Linked DNA regions of Homo sapiens: region 1 is linked to region 2. A link is a contact called in ENCODE Hi-C or POLR2A ChIA-PET data. All regions are on one chromosome and are shown on one strand. Each heading gives the region's core, a stretch centred on a gene start or an enhancer-like site at or near the end of the contact. The rest is flanking DNA. Distances are from core to core; before and after follow the strand shown. Region 1 holds the start of WASL (WASP like actin nucleation promoting factor). Region 2 overlaps FAM3C (FAM3 metabolism regulating signaling molecule C).

What was found. Hi-C counts contacts between places; a loop is a spot of excess contacts on that map. ChIA-PET counts read pairs that join two places held with the same protein, here RNA polymerase II (POLR2A). Pooled maps may share reads with other maps.
Region 1: a pooled map shows a loop between it and region 2 (4-fold over the local background). The contact joins the promoter of WASL here to the enhancer-like site in region 2. A Hi-C loop is called at or near these places in 3 of 37 single-sample maps with no recorded cell type and 2 of 50 pooled maps. POLR2A ChIA-PET finds 5 or more read pairs at or near these places in 1 of 52 experiments (T-cell).

The regions. Positions count from the first base shown.
Region 1 is chr7:123,747,583-123,752,532 of GRCh38, forward strand. It overlaps WASL (WASP like actin nucleation promoting factor), which reads right to left and starts at 1,421. Exons shown (of 11, transcript NM_003941.4): 1 at 1,036-1,421. The coding sequence starts at 1,152. WASL-DT (WASL divergent transcript) reads left to right here and starts at 1,613. Exons shown (of 1, transcript NR_170281.1): 1 at 1,613-3,399. RefSeq lists enhancers at 342-391, 1,151-1,805 and silencers at 834-923, 1,384-1,703.
Region 2 is chr7:121,369,929-121,375,469 of GRCh38, forward strand. FAM3C (FAM3 metabolism regulating signaling molecule C) reads right to left here. Exons shown (of 10, transcript NM_014888.3): 4 at 2,182-2,211; 5 at 1,372-1,495. Among named protein-coding and RNA genes, the nearest start is that of FAM3C, 24 kb to the right of the region's middle. RefSeq lists an enhancer at 3,000-3,049. Within about 2 kb of position 2,708, at least 5 of the 41 ENCODE cell types and tissues checked have a DNase peak (open chromatin) inside an H3K27ac peak, as active enhancers do.

The sequences.
Region 1 (4,950 bases), core at 171-2,670, 2.4 Mb after region 2:
GTATTGCTTTGTTGAAATTTCCGTGTTTTCTGGGTTCCAGTGGCACATACTCTGCAGGTGCTAGCAAAGTGGAGAGAAAGGGATCCAGCCAGTATTTCAACAAACCACACTTCAACCCAGTCACCGCAGTATGATCCCGACAAGGCCTACACCACAGAGCAGAACCTCCCCACCCCCAGAATTGCCAGCAGCCAATGTAATGAATGCTTCCGTCAACAACACACATTCCCCTTCCCACAGCAGAACTGCTCGCTCCCAACCGGCCATCTGGGGTTGGAATTGGCCGCACAGCACCAAACTAAGAATCATTCTCGGCCCCAAAAGCCAAGAGCTACCAGAGATTGAGGTTTCCCTGCGCATGGCTGCGGGGAGAGCAGCACCCCCTCCCACCAATGGGGGGAAAAAAAAAATCAGTGGGAAGGAGAGTAGAAACCAGGCCTAGGCAAGGTTGCTAGAGAAATAAATCTTGTTTCTCTTTAACGAAGAGCAATAACATTTCTTGCACCCTCTCTAATCCGAAGAGAGCCCAGGCTCTTGCACTCGACTTCATTCCCTCCTGGAATCCTAATGGGAGATTAAAAACCACCTTCCTTCCCCGACCTATCCACTCCTCAAACCTGGCATTGTTAAGGAACGTACCCCCAGATCAAGCAGTAAGAGGTGAAGCGAGAGCTAGAACAAGGGCCCAGATTCTAGGACCAAGCGGCTCTTGCAAGAAAATCCCCTTGTGGCCTGAGAATAAAGTTTTAACCAGCAGCAAGGGCGCGGGCCGAGGCCCGGCCAGGCTGGAGGACAGGCCTGCGGAGGTGACACTCCCTTATTCTCCAGCAGCTCGGGAAGGCGGCGCCCGACCGCCACGGCCCGCACCCTGGGAGCAGGGCGAGGGCGCCGACGAGGGGCCGGGGCCGGGGCCGGGGCTGGCGGGAGGCCTGGCCCGCGCCGCTCCCGCCTCCTTCCCCACTCCCACTTCCCGGCCCCCAAGCCCGGGCCCGTGAGGTAATGTCACGGGTGGCGACGCGGGTCTCGTCCACTGACCACACATTTCTTGCCGAGGAAAGTGAAGAGGGACTCGTTCTCCTGCGGGGTGAGCAACAGGGACCCCACGTTGGTGACCCTCCGCGGCGGCGGCGGCTGCTGCTGGACGGAGCTCATGGTTTCGCCGGCGGGGTTGGGAGTCCAGGGCCGTCTCCTCCGGCGAGTGGGCGAGAGCTCGTTCCCCCTCTCGGTGACAGGGGCGGGGAGAAGTGGAGTCAGAGGCGCCACATCTCGCAGCTCCTCCGGAGCGGGGAGGAGGACGAGGTCGAGGGAAGCAGGCGCTGACGGCGAGCCACCTTCGCGCCGCGCTGAGAAAGGGAAGCTCCCGGCACCCGCCCGGCCAGGCTAGGGCCGGATGGTCGTTGTCCTCGCACTCCGGCGACTGCGCTAAACTCCCAACTCCTCCCCCAACCCTCCCGCAGCGGCGGCGGCGGCCGCACAATCCAACATGGCAGCGGGGGCGGGCGAGACCACAGGACGGAGGGCGCGGGGGAGCGCGCCGGAAACGCGCGGCTGCGGCCCGGGAGAAACCCCCCCACTCGGCGGCGGGCCTCGCGGCGCGGGCCCGAAGCCACGCCCCCTTCCGGCCGAGGCGCGGACCGCGCGGAGCTAAGTGGAATCCCGGTTGGCTTGGGGCGCAGGCTTCCAACTTCGTACTCTGGCCTCTGGCGTCTCGGCTCGTCGGTTGGGTACCCGAACCCAGCTACTGCTGCTTGAAGAGAAGATGGATGGGGACTCCTCGCCGTCGCTGCGCCGCCGGCCTTCCCTGGGCGGACGTACACCTTTGCGAAGCGTCAGTGAGGACCCAGGGCCCCTCCTTGGAATAGCTCTTATTTCTCAAGCGCTGCAGCGTGAAGCTCGCTCTGCGGGTCCGAGAGGCCTGCGATCTGAAGACTGAAAACTGGGAAGAGACGCTCTACCCTGTGCTCCTCGCCGGCTTCGATAGGAGCCGCAGGTGCCTGGGATTTTCTCAAACTTTGTCCCAAACTTCAGCTGTGGGAGTGGAGGAACAAACAGGCCTCTCCCAGAATTGTGAAAGAGATCGCCCTGGTGGATGAAACAAAAACAAATGCACTTGACTTCCACCGCCTGCCTGGCGTGTCACGCGGGTTTAATGTATGTGTCACATTTAAATTCAAAGTATTTTCTTCTAAGGGCCTGGACACATTTCTTTTCTCCCTGTATCGTGAATTGGAAAATACCTTAGGATATTAAAAGTTATCTAAGATAACCCCCTTTCTTCTGTAAGTTAAATACTAAACGGCTTAAGACGAAATTTTGGAATATAGAGATGATGATGCAGACTGCAGTGAATTATCAAATATGCATCTCACTGTTCTCCACATTAAACATATTTTTGTTGCGTAAATTCATGTTAAGACGTCTATAACAATTACACTTTGGTAAAATTGTTGGATGTTAACATCTCTGATAGCTCCCAATAGAAATCTCTGATGTACTAACCAGACTGGTAAACCATTATCATGCACTTTGAAAATATAATAAAATATTATAATTAAAGCTGCCATTAATGAAATAGGCTGAGCAACAATAAATTTACAAAGGAAAATAAAAGTGGATAGCCTTGGGAGTTCTCACATAAAATATGGAGATTTCAAAGTTAAACTTGATTAATTATGTTAGGGTAAAAAGTGAATTAAAGCAACAGGACTATTTATAAAATAATTAGATTTAGAAAGCAGTCGTAGAAATATAAGCCTGGAGTTGCCTCTGAATTACATATTTAACAAACCTAGAAGCTAAATCAGTTTGTCTTTTATCAAAACTGCAACTCCTCTAAGTTGAAAGCACAGTGACAAGAGAAAGCATTACAAATTCTTGAGAAATAATAGAAATTAAAGCTCTTTTCAAACCTGTGAACAAGTATAGTACCAGAAGTATAAGATTCAGATAGGCCCAAGTTGTAGTTCTTGTTATGAGTCTTACAACCCTATGGACTTTGGACAAATTACTTCTCTGCGTCTGTTTCCTCATCTGTAAAATGAAAATAATTTCTGTTTCATACAGGTATAGTCTAAATAGGGATAATTACACCTACTTCAAAGTTGTAAAATACACAATTACAACTAGATAGGAGGTATAAGTTCTAGTGTTCTGTAGCACTGTAGGATGACTATAGTTAACAATATTGTATAGTTTCAAATAGCTAGAAGAAGGATATTGCATGTTCCCAAAACAAAGACATAAGTTTTTGAGATGATAGATATGCTAATTACCCTAATCACTATATGTTATATGTATTGCAACATCACTATGTACCCCCATAAATATGTACAGTTATTGTGTATTAAAATTTTTTTAAACTAAAATTATAAGACATTAAAAAAAGGTATCACATGTAAAGTACCTGATACATAGTGGTTACTCAAGTATTAGTTGTCGGCCATTGACAGTCCTTGCCTATGGTCTTTTCTGCTTTCCCTGAGCTAAGGGATCAAGACTTAATATATGTATTCTTACCTTTGTTCTAATTCTGACTCTTCAAAAACTGTCCTTCAAATATACAATTGTACATATTTTTTCAAAAATATAGTGAAGAACTTGATAGCAGAATTTCTGATTAGGCCATATATTATATCAAATAGGCTACATATATCCCAGTATGCCAAAATAAAACTTTTTAAAACTGTAAATCCAGAGATAGAATCCTATTAGCTTCTAATTTAATAAAAACTGAAAGATTAGCAAATTTTATGTTAGAAATACCAGCTTTTAGAACTTGTAGACCACCAAACTATTTTGAAGACAGGAAAGAGTAGTGGGAGAGGGCTGTGAAAAAAAAAAAAAAGGCCATGAGATGATAGGTGAATGGACAGTAGCTGCGTTCAAGAATTTATCTCATTCTGAGAATTATTGAGTTCCAATCATTTCACAACCTCTTACTAGCCTAGACTATCTATTGTTTTGATTTTCTTTTCTTTCAGGAAATTTTATGACTTATCTAAATGCAATTTTCTTTTTACTATTTGCCCTTTTTCTGTTTTCTTTAGACTTGGAGATGGAAAATGATGACCACAGTAGACTTTTTTCCTCAGGTCCAACCTTTCTTTAATTTTTCTCCAAATTTTTAGTATAGTCCTTTGTCCACAAAATTGCAATTTAAGTTCTTGTCTTCTACCCTCCATTGTTATTTTTGTTTTTCTCTGGGCTTTTTCCAACTCTTGATGTGGAAAATGTAAGCATGAACATTTCACTGGAAATATGACTTCCTTACTCATTTAAGCCTGTGAACAAGCAATATTTGGGGATTCCCTCCTTACCATACATAAAGGATTCTATTTTTCCATACTCATCCTGAGACCAAGCAGTACTGGCTGTTTTTGTTTCAAAAGTTTTAGCAAGTCCTTTCTTTCATTCTTGATAGCATATCCTCTGTTTGGCAGAACACAAGACATCTTTTCTCTCTGTTTTCTTTGGCAAGTTATTTCCTTATCTCAAATTTTTTTACCCAGTTTGAGAGATTGGATTTTATCCAGGACATAAGCATTCTGTTTCCCTTCAACAGAGTATCTTGAAGTTTGTAAGCGCTGTTAAGAAGACTAGGGGTTTTATCTTAATATACATATAAAATGCATATGCTAGAAATACCAGCTTTCAGAGCTTGTAGACCACCAACCTATTTTGAAGACAGGAAAGAGTAGTGGGAGAGGGCTGTGAAAAAAAGCTTTATTACGGTGTATATGAATATAACAAAAAAAAGGCAATTCTTACATTTAATTTCTTCCATTTGACTCTCCTTACCTCAACTAGCATCTATTCTAGTACTTCATTTTCTTCTTTCTTTGGTATGATCTTTTAAGGTAAAGCCCTCATTTTAACAGAAAACATTAGGGTAGCTTATTATGGAAATGAGAGCATATTTTCAGATACATTCCTGCTGTTATCCTTATGGGT
Region 2 (5,541 bases), core at 1,458-3,957:
AACCTGCTAGTAAACAGTCTGATCTCTTCTTCTCTGAACTAAAATTCACATGCATCAAGGGGGCAGAATAGATGTCCAAAATCATCCATGGGTTAGGTATTCTAAAAGAACTTTGTTCCTGTGATTTAGAATCAAATTTGGGGTCTATTTAACCAAACAAGATAAAGAGTGGAAATGAGAATGTTTTCAAAAACCTACAAACTTCTAAAATGCAAGTGCCTTATTATGCATCAGTAAAACAGGACTATTCTAATGAGAAATCAGAAGACAAATGGATTAACAATAAATCATCATTAGAATACGGGAAAATAAAGGAAATCAGTACAGACCTTAATGATCATCTAGCTCAAGCCCTTAATTTTACAAGAAAAGTGTTGTCCCATGAAGCTCAATAAACTTCTTACAGCTAACTGCCTGCAAAAGAGGCTAGGATAAAAATTTAAGAGCTTCAATATTAAAAAGAAGAGGCACATAAACAGCTAGGAAAAGCTGCCTAGGTCTCCTCTTTGCTATAAAATTATCTCTTTATTCTATATAATTCGTGACAAATTTATTATTTTATATTAAATTTAAATAAGCCCCCATGTCTAGTTTTCTAGGCAATAGCATATTAAAAGCAACCAACTAAAAGTAGGATTTGCAATTTCAGCAGCAGGAACTTGCGAGCAACAGTTGACACTGAGGTAGGATATCAAAAATCCTAAAAACCATCCTTTAGAAAGCATCTCAACATAGGAAACCATTCAGCTTAGAGGCAAGCAGTTTGTGCTGCAATGGAACTGAGGTTATCACTGGATCATTTCACACTTCAACAAGTAGCACTCAAATATTTTAAATGAAAGACGTTGGATTTCATTTAAAATAAAGAGAACACATTCATTGTCCAGGGCAATGTTGCAAATAGGATTTCTGCCACGATGAAAATGCTCTCTCTGCTGTTCCATTTGGTGACCATGAACCACATGTGGCCACTGAACACCTGAACTGCGGTGACAGATACCAAGGAACTGAACTTTTTAGTTAATTTAAGTGAATTAACTTTCTTCCTAATATTTAAGGATCAAAATTAAATAGCCACATGTGTTCTGTTGCTAGCAAATGGGACAGTGCAGATCTAGAGAATTTACTCAGAGGAAATCTCTTATCTCTATAAAGCCGAATAAGTGTTACGTTCTTAGTCACTCTCTAATATAAAATTTAAGAACTTTAAGGTCCCTTGAATTCATGAGAAAAAAACTACATAACAAAAATGGAAATCACTTTCCATTAATAAAGTATACCGAACACATTTTCAAAATATCCATTAAACTCAGGTTCAATTGGCTGCAATTTAATAGCACACCTTATCGTCTCAAGTCAACAAAGACTTACACATTATCTTCCAGGCAGATTTTGGGTCCCACCACGTTGGCTGCTCCACTTGCCATTTTAAAAGCAAAATGCTTCTCAGGGCAAGCTTTTGAGATCCCACACTTATATCTGGGAGGCTTTGTAGCTTTGGGGGAGAAAACATGATGTCTTTTTTTAGAAAACAAGTTAACAGACTTTACCTCACTTTACTTCAAATCTCAAACCACAAAGAGCATTAAGAAAAACATCAAGATACACGTATCTTAAAATACAAGCTAATTTGTTCCCCTGAGGGTTTCAAAGAACCTCAAAAAATTTTTTTAAAAAAAAACAGCAACAAAGAAACCCACAACAGACACCAGATCTTCCTAGGAAACAAACTAATAATGGATGCAAATGAGTCAAGTAATATGATCTGCATTAGGGCAAATATATTTTATCTAACTATGAGTTTATTTTTAAATTTTAGGATGTGGGGGGTTCTGAATGTTACTTTGCACTTCTAGTCCATATATGCACAAAAAATCGTCACCTCCAGGATAATTAAAAAAGGCCTAATGTTCCATTGACTACCTTGCCCATGTACACTCTTAACTCCTTCTCACACCAATTTCTGTACTTATAATAACGGAGCTAAAAAACACAAAATATCCATCATGAATAATTGCCAAAAATATTTGGGCTGTCCAATCAAATAGCATCCTCATAACTTTAAAAAGCAATTTCTAAAGCAGTTTTTCCTCATACTGAACTACTGACACTTTGAATATAAGCTCTCATATGCCTAAGGCAGAATAAATCATACATAAAATATTGAGATGAAATACTTACAACGTGCAGCTGTGTCCAATGCTGATCTTGCTGAAAAAAAAAAATTACTTTTGTTAGAAGGAATGAGTCTATTGGCAAGTATCCACTTTTAAAATATATTTAGGTCCACAAAAATAAGTGTTCAAATAATGATTCAGTATACAATAAAACATGAATATCACTTAAGAAAAAGTGAGAAAGTAACTTCACACTGTACATTCATTATAAACTATTAAATAATTATGGAGGATAGTATTTTACTACTGATAAAACATTTTATTTTTCCCTTACCATTTTGTTTTGAATTTTAGTTACTATATATTTAAATTTCAATCAGGAAGTTACTCTACAAACTTACCTTTCAATGTTTATAAATATAAATTTGGTGAATATGATGGTGTTTAAAAGTTGTTGCTGCTGTATGGTGTTGTACAGATACGCAAAGAAAGCCCCAGAGAATATACATGAATCTATCTTAGTGGTGAGGTTAGGAGATTGCGAGGGCCAGGGAGGGGGATGAGGAAGATCATTACTAAAAGATTTACAATTTATCAGTTCAAGGAATCCATGAGGTCAAATCTTAATTTGAATGTAGTAGTTCTCAACCTGACCATCTATCATAATTATAGTAGGGCTTTTTAAAAGCACTAACATCTGATCCCAGCCCAGGAGATTATAACTCAGATCATCAGAGTATTGTGGACAGCCATTTCCTGATTTGACTAATAAGTATGCAGTGTGATAAATGTTAACCAGCTGTCTTGCTATAAATAGTCACACAGTTTTTAGTTCTGTACTATTTTAGATAATTGTGAACTTCCTGTAGGTCCAATACTCCAACTAGTAAGCTGAAAGTTAAAAGATTGTATTGAAATGTTTAAAAAGAGGAAAATGACCAAGTAAATAAAAGCTCATTAACTCAATAGAACACTCAGTAGAATATTATGCACCATTAAAGCCATAAAGGTAATATAATAACATTGAAAAAGCTTAATGCCCAGAACAAAGCAGAAAAGAAACCTTATCTACACTTTACTGGGATATAATTTTGGGAAAATCAGTTTTTTAAGTATTTTAAGTACTTAAAGTCAGGATTTTAACTACTTAAAATCAGGATTTTAAGTAAATAACATCACCTCCATTTAATTTGTGTAACAGTAAGGGGAGTAGATACTTTAAGGTGAAGAAACTCCTGTGAAAGACTTTTCTTTCCAGAAGAAAGCTCATTTTTATCCAATACACATCAAAATCAAAAGCCCTGTACTAAGTCTGCAATTCTGAAAACATTAGCACCTGGTGGCCAAACAGGTACATTAGTTTTCATAAACAGCTGTCCAAGTATAGAATACAGGTACAACATACAAACACCAAAATCCCTCCTCTCCTACAACTATTTTCCCCTCAAACTACACTGATAGCTTCAATGCTTAATTTCTTTCTGCATATACACTTCATTTCATGGAACAATAATAAACATTTGTTATTGCATTTCATCAATGAATGTCCTTCAGTAAGTCGGGCTAATGAATCAGAACTATTTTGCACTTTAGTTGTTAATAATGTCTCAAGTAATTTATGTATATACTATATACCAATGGTTTAAATCTGAAAAGGTAAAAATAAATAAATTCAATAGAACATTAAGTATTTATGGCCGGGTGCAGTGGCTCACGCCTGTAATCCCAGCACTTTGAGAGGCTGAGGCGGGTGGATCATGAGGTCAGGAGATCGAGACCATCCTGGCTAACACGGTGAAACCCCATCTCTACTACAAATACAAAAAAAAAAAATTAGCCGGGCGTGGTGGTGGGCAGGGAGAATGGCGTGAACCCGCGAGGTGGAGCTTGTGGTGAGCCGAGATTGTGCCACTGCTCTCCAGCCTGGGCGACAGAGCAAGACTCCGTCTCAAAAAAAAAAAAGAAAAAAAAAAAGAACATTAAGTACTTATTGCAGCAATATAGACAAAAATAATTTGGACTGTGTTCAGTTCACTTACTAGCTAAGTATTCAAACTGAAAACAACACTACATTACACCACAATGCTGAATAAGATTGGTGAATTGTATCCATGTTGATGTCCTGATTGTGATAGTGTATTATAGTTTTGCAAGATATTACCAATGGGAGAAACTGAGTAAACAGTATGCACCATCTCTCTGTATATTCAAATGGATTTGTAAAAAACAATACAATTATCTCAAAATAAAGTTTTATAAAAAATTGTTTTTAAAAATTCATAATCGACATTGGTAATTTCAACTACTAATTGTAGGCAAAATTTTCATTCTTCCTTTCTAGAAATGTGTTTTATTTTTCTAAAATAATACCATATAATAAATATAAAGCTACATAATTTATAGAAATTGTCAAGTAAGTTTAAAAAATGGAAAACGAATCACCAAAAGAACTATTTAATCTTATGGGTCCTTAAGATAGTGATTATAGCAAGAATCCTCCTACTGGATTAAATATGTTAACCTTTCATATACTAAGATGTTAAACAAATGACGAAGATAACCATATATCCATCTTCGTTAAGATAGTCTGAAATGAGAATTAAAATAAAACCACACAATTAAATTTTGGCCAATTCAACAGATTGGCAACCAGTAAGGTTACAAAGTACTACACTTCAGTTTTGACATCAAAATAACCATCTGCCCTCATAATGTCTAAATCAAATAGCTAAAATGCACACAAAAACACTTTGCAGGTTCTTAACATCAGGAAAAATCAAGAAATAAAAAGTAGGAGAATAAAGTAACTCAACGTTTGTTCATAGCTGACTACCAGTGATATTCCAACTAATACAGCTTTATGTGAATCCCACTTTGGAAATACTCTTCCTTTCCATGTAGAAATCCTAATTCTCTGTTACCTACATTTGTTTTCACTCAATCAGCATTTACTGATTGCAGCACCCAGTGCTAGATGCTGGGTGAAGCACCAAAATAGCGCCTTTAAGACTCACTCTTGGGTGAAGGGGGACAGACACAGGAAAAAGAGGAAAAAAAGAAAAAAAATTATATAATGCAAGGCAGATTAAAATCAGTGCCAAATTGAAATATAAGTACTATGCAATCAGAACAAATGTTCAGAAAAAGGAGCAATACATTCTTAAAGAGGGAGGTTCAAACACAATTTCTTCCAAAGAAGGGGAATTTATGCAAAGTTCTAAAAAATGAGAAAGATGTGCAGGGTGAGGAACCAGGACGAGCAAAGGTCAGGGTTGAAAGGACAGGAGGGGATTTGAAGCTGCAGACTGTGTGCAGACTGGCACAAGAGTGTGACCCATGCAGGAAGGAGGGGTGAAGACCAGCTGAGAAAGGCAGGCTGGGGGATTTGGGTGCCACCCTAAGTAAGGAGTTTGGACTTTATCCT